Regions from separate parts of the Homo sapiens genome. Here region 1 is linked to region 2. Evidence: chromatin loops called from intact Hi-C (ENCODE). Cell type or tissue: A673. All regions are shown on one strand. Each heading gives the region's core, and the rest is flanking DNA. Links, peaks and the distances in the headings are about the cores only.

Region 1 (2,915 bases), core at 214-2,713, 810 kb after region 2:
AAATGTAAAATTATAATTTTCTAATTGTCAGGTTGTAGGTTTTACTATTTTTAGTTTGTTTTCTTGCTGTAATTATGACTTTAAAATATCAATCCTATTTTCTGTGTTCATTTTAATCTCCAGGAGCTTTGGTTTACTGAAGGATTTAGTCTTCATTGGCCAATTGAGATTGTCCTGAGAAGGGGCAGTGAAGGGAATTCATATACAGGTTATCTGAGATCCTGTTTAAAGACTTGTGCTTTTTAAACCCAAGAAAGGAGGATTAAGTAATGGGGGCAAGGTGGGGTAGAGTGGAAGAGGTGGAAGCACAATACATTCCTTAAGCTACTTAAATACTGCCACATTGATGTGGAATTGACTGGTTCTTTGTGGTCCCAGAGCAAAGAGCTGGGACCACTGGATGTAAGTTTTGGTTTGGTGTAAGGAAGGAATTTTTAATAGTCAGAGCTTTCCAAACCTACCTTAGTACAAGCCACCAGCTTCTCTCTCCTGCTTCACTACAATCATCTCCTAACTTGTTTGTCCATCCCTAAGGCCCTCTCCAATGCGTTAGCCATATGGCAGCCAAAATGATCTTTTCAAAGCACAGATATGATTGTCATTTCTCTGCTTATAACCTTTCAATGACTTCCAGCTACTCTTGGAATAAAGACCAAAATCCGAATTATGATGGGCTTACCGGCTCTGACCCTCCCTAACTCTTCAGCCTCATCTCACATGACATGGCCCCTTGCTCACAATGGTCCACCCACCAGGTCTCCATCATTCACTTCCTCCAACTCCCCTCAGGGCCTTAGAACATGCTTTTATCTCTGTTTATGACATCCTATTTCCATTTTCTCTAATGAGCGTCCACTCTCCCTTTAGATGTTAGCTCAACCATCCCATTCTCAAAGAAGCCTTCCTTGAACTTCCTGTCTTGGTCTGTTAGATGTTCTCATAGCAGCATGTACCTCTCATGTGTAGCTCTTTCCATCGTTATAATGTAATGATATTTGTATGAATTTTTGATTAATGCCTGAAAGTTCCCTGGGTACAGAGATCACGTCTTTTCCTTTTTTTCCCCACCTGCATCCTCAGTAGGGAGCATCGTGCCTGGCACATAAGTGCTCAATGAATGCCTCTTGGGTGAATACATGAACAAATGACTGAGTAGATAGAGCTGTTTAAGTGAGAATTGTACTCCTTCCACCAGAGATGTTTTATCCCGAGGCTACGAAAACCCAAAGCTTCTTTTAGAATCTGAGTCTATAATTCCAGGGTCCTTGCAATAAAGGTTTACTTAGTTAAGAAAATGGTAGTGAGCTCACCGGATTGCTGTGGTCAACCTCTGAACCATTGCCACATCGTGTAGTTGAAAAATGCCTGAGCGCCACCTAGCGAGCTGAGGAAATGTTCCTCTTGGCCATTCATCATTGTTCGTTCATTCCATCACGTGCGCCACCCAACACTACTCACATAGACTATGATGTCCTTGGGCAACATGGCGTCTCTGTCCCTCAAGGAGGTCACAAGTTTTTGGTGAACACAGATACATGAACAAAAGCTTACGGGTACATGTGACAAAGTACACTGGAGGTGTGTTTTCAGGAGGAACACTGTTTAACGTGGTTATTGGGAAGGATTTTAGTCTCAGAGAGAGGAGCGAGTAGCGAGGAACTGATTAAATAATTAGGACAGAGAGGCCGGGGGCGGTGGCTCACACCTGTAATCCCAGCACTTTGGGAGGCGGAGGCCGGCAGATCACTTCAGGTCACGAGTTTGAGACCTGCCTAGCTAACATGGTGAAACCCCATCTCTACTAAAAATACAAAAATTACAGGCATGTGCCTGTAATCTCAGCTACTCAGGAGGCTGAGGTGTGAGAATTGCTTGAACCTGGGAGGCGGAGGTTGTTGCAGTGAGCTGAGATTGTGCCATTGCACTCCAGCCTCGGCAACAGAGTGAGACCCTGTCTCAAAACAAAAAACAAAAAACAAAAAAACAAAAACAAATTAGGACAGAGAGAGAGAGAGAGATGGTGAGCAAGTAATGGAACATCGTACAGTAAAGAGGAAGAGATGGAGGGCTGGCCTCTCTTTGAGCTGGAGAAGGCTGCTGGGAAGAAGGTGAGATGGGCCAGATGTAGATGAGATGTTATATGGGAAGAGGACACCCTAAGGGAGACCTTTGTCTTGTTTTCTGGACAGTTTTGAGCTTTTAAACTATGTAAAGATAAATACTTTTCCACTGAACATGTCTTGGGAAAATATTGTGTGGGGTGAATTTTCTCAAACTTACCAATTTTCACTATGAAAATGAGACCTGCTGTAACTGACGTCTGAAAGCAGAGATGCTTGACTCTGTCCCTCTGTCATGTAGAAGATCAGCCAAGCCCAGGCCTAGACTTTTTTGGGGATTTGGGTCCAGATGACAAATAACTGCTCATTCTCTTCCAATGTAGACAGTTCAATCCTCAACTTGTCCACAATTCGTCCTTTTCCAAAACCCCAAGCTCCTAGCACTCTGTTTTGGTAAATTCAGTCCTCAACCCTTTCTAGCTGTGGCCTCAGTTTTGCTGTAGAGGTAGAGGATAGGGCTCAATCTCTCACTCTTTCACTGCCTCTGAGTACTGAGATACTGGAACACCTATTCTGTGCTGAGAAAAGGGATCAGACACTGGAGCCCCTCAGTTCAGGAGTCTGTCACTGACCCCAACTGGAGCCAACAATCTCTTCCATATCCAACATGAACTCTTGGCCAGGTGCGGTGGCTCACACCTGTAATCCCAGCACTTTGGGAGGCCACGGTGGGAGGATCACTTGAGCCCAGGGGTTTGAGATTAGCCTGGGCAATACAGTGAGACCCTGTCTCTACAAGAACTAAAAACTAAAAAAAAAAAAAACCCCAATGCATGATGTCTTGTCTCAGAAGAG
Region 2 (2,915 bases), core at 212-2,711:
TACTCATGCTAGAGTTTAGACCTCATCTCTCACCACTGTCCCCAGCTCTCTGCTCCAGCCATACTGGTTTCCATGACATTCCTAGAATATGCCAAGTATGTGCCTGCCTCAAAACCTCAGCATTTGCCAGTCTCCTATACACCAAAGGAGTAGCATCTATTACAAAACAAGATTCCTAGGTTTCAACAGCTAGAACACACTCTCCACTCAGCAGGACACTCTGGCCAAGACTCAGCAGAAAAGATGTAGGATAGAAAAAACTGGGGACTTCATGCCTTTACATTTTAGTTTATTTTACAAGGAGAGGTGGATTTATTTATTCTTATTTCTTTATCTGAGGAGATCTTGCTCTATTGCCCAGGCTGAAGTGCAGTGGCGCAATCTCGGCTCCCTGCAGCCTCAACCTCCTAGACTCAAGAGATTCTCCCACCTCAGCCTCCCAAGTAGCTGGGACCACAGGCTTATGCCACCACACCCAGCTAATTTTTGTATTGTTTATAGAGACAGAGTTTCACTATGTTGCCCAGGCTGGTCTCAAACTCCTGAGCTCAAGCAATCCACCCGCCTTGGCCTCCCATAGTGCTGGAATTAGACGTGAGCTACTGCACCCAGCTAGATTTTATTTATAGATTTTTATTTCTCTAAGAATTTAATAATTGGAGGGAATTCATATTCAATTTGCGAGCATTACTATGCAGCTGAAAATGTGTTGGGGGGTAGGTTTATGATGTCATGAGGTGCTCCTTGTGCAAACTCTGCTGATACAGACAGGACAAGGTGCCAGGCTCAATCTGATAAAAAAAATAGGATAAAAACTGAAGCCAGACACGGTGGCTCACACTTGTAATCCCAGCACTTTGGGAGGCTGAATTGGAAGACCTCACTTGAGGTCAGGAGTTCGAGAACAGCCTGGCCAACATGGTGAAACCCTGTATCTACTAAAAATACAAAAATTAGCTGGGCATGGTGGTATGCGCCTGTAGTCCCAGCTACTCAAGAGGCTGAGGCAGGAGGATCACTTGAGCCCAGGAGGTGGAGGTTACAGTGAGCCAAGATGGCACCTGGCCCTCCAGCCTGGGTGACAGAGCGAGACTCCATCTCAAAAAAAAAAAATTAATTTTCAGCCTCAGGTGCTACGTGGCTCTCATGAGTGTCTAACACATTTCAGAGTCTTTTTTTTTTTTTTTTTTTTGAGATGGAGTTTGGCTCTTGTTGCCCAAGCTAGAGTGCAATGGCGCAATCTCGGCTCACTGCAACCTCTGCCTCCCGGGTTCAGTGATTCTCTTGCCTCAGCCTCCCGAGTAGCTGGGATTACAGGCACACACCACCATGCCCAGCTAATTTTTTGTATTTTTGGTAGAATCAGGGTTTCATCATGTTAGCCAGGCTAGTCTCGAACTCCTGACCTCAGGTGATCTGCCAGCCTCGGCCTCCCAAAGTGCTGGGATTACAGTCGTGAGCCACCGCACCCGGCCCAGAGTCTTCTAAATGCAAAGGCCAAACTGCCCACCCTGACCCACAAAGAGCAGAGGTGAATATCACAGAGCGGCTTCAGGGAGGTAGCAGCAGGACCTACCCTCTTCTGCTGCTTTCCTTCAAAGGGGTAGCCTCTTCTGGTTGCCCGTAAATTTGTCTGATAAACCCACAGGATTAAAGAACAAAAGAAATAGTAGTGATGGCTGCACCACAGCCATCCCACTAGGGGGAGCTGTGGAGTTAATACAGCTGGCACCTATGTGGCTTCCTCAAAAGACTGCAAGGGAAGAATTTCTAAGGAGCCTGACCTTAATCAGGCCTCTGTTCTCTATGTCAAGTTAATTTGCTTATGCGTGGCCTAGTCCTGAGGCTGTATTGCCTGCCAGTGCCTGACACTGTGGGACCCACGTTTCTGGTCTCCTGGAAGTTCGTTCTACTTGCCGATAATGAATACCCTTAGGGTTCAGTTGTCTTAAATTTGGGGTGAGAGATAAAATGCTTTATGGAATTCTCAACTTAGGACTCCCAGGGAGCTCTGAATAAATCAGTCTATCCTTGGTCTGTGCCCTCTATGAGCCAGTACCCTTCAGGGAAGGGGATAAGTGGTAAGATTCAGGCATCCTGAACCCCAGACGCAGCTAACAAAGTTTGTTAGAACTGGAACCCCTGTCTCTTGACTCCCAAACTAGCACTCTTATGCCCGCCCACACTGCTCAATTCACATAGGTAATTTGTCCTGAGGCACAAAAAAGAAAGACGTCTACACCCACCTGCTGGGGGAGTTGCTATTGTTATTTGCACTGAGTGCCGCTTAGGAGATCTCAGCAGGGTCACATTCACCGTATAATCAGTCGTAGGGTACAGATCCAAACACACTACAGGCACTTGTTCCCTCGTTGTGAAGTTAAACGATGTTGCATGAGAAAAGTTAGCCAGATACCACCTCTGACCCAGAACGGTAAACTGTCATGAGATTAAAAGAAAGTGTTACATTAGATTTTCCATTGACTAACAGGTGCCTAGACTATTAGCAAAATGGAGTTAAAACAAGAAAGTTCCTTTTATTTATCCTTGCCCACTTAGAATTACTTTTAAGACAATAGCAAGCTAACCTGAGGAAGGACTTGACAAAGCTACCTTACCTGTCCTCACAATCAGGTATAGGACCAAGCTTAATATGCATAACTACATCTCAGATGAAGAAAATATTAGTCTATTCCAAAATAATCCCTTGATTATAACGCAAGTGAAAGAGATTACATTGGAGCTAATGGGCAAAATTATTTTTTTTCCTCCTTCCCTTCTGAATACTTCGTTCTCTCTCTCTCTCTCTCTCTCTCTCTCTCTCTCTCTCTCTGTCTCTTTTCTGAGACAGGGTCTTGTTCTGTCACCCAGGCTGGAGTGCAGTGGCACAATCTTAGTTCACAGCAATCTCAAAC

Evidence for each region. A loop is a pair of places that touch in the nucleus more often than their neighbours do. Peaks named below come from ENCODE experiments on the same cell type or tissue, not always from the same donor. Only the 100,000 strongest peaks of a DNase experiment are listed, where the experiment ranks them.
Region 1: a loop joins it to region 2, with 3 times the contacts of the local background. A loop is called at or near these places in 4 of 110 quality-filtered maps.

Annotation. Positions count from the first base shown.
Region 1 is chr9:112,901,947-112,904,861 of GRCh38, forward strand. No RefSeq gene overlaps it. Among named protein-coding and RNA genes, the nearest start is that of SLC46A2, 13 kb to the left of the region's middle. In A673, for the core only: CTCF peaks have their summits at 1,372 (motif pointing left) and 1,577; a DNase peak (open chromatin) is centred at 1,385.
Region 2 is chr9:112,096,224-112,099,138 of GRCh38, forward strand. SUSD1 (sushi domain containing 1) reads right to left here. Exons shown (of 17, transcript NM_022486.5): 10 at 2,247-2,439. Among named protein-coding and RNA genes, the nearest start is that of LINC02977, 57 kb to the left of the region's middle. RefSeq lists enhancers at 1,510-2,429, 2,430-2,915 and a silencer at 1,669-1,788. In A673, for the core only: a CTCF peak has its summit at 1,697 (motif pointing right); a DNase peak (open chromatin) is centred at 1,708.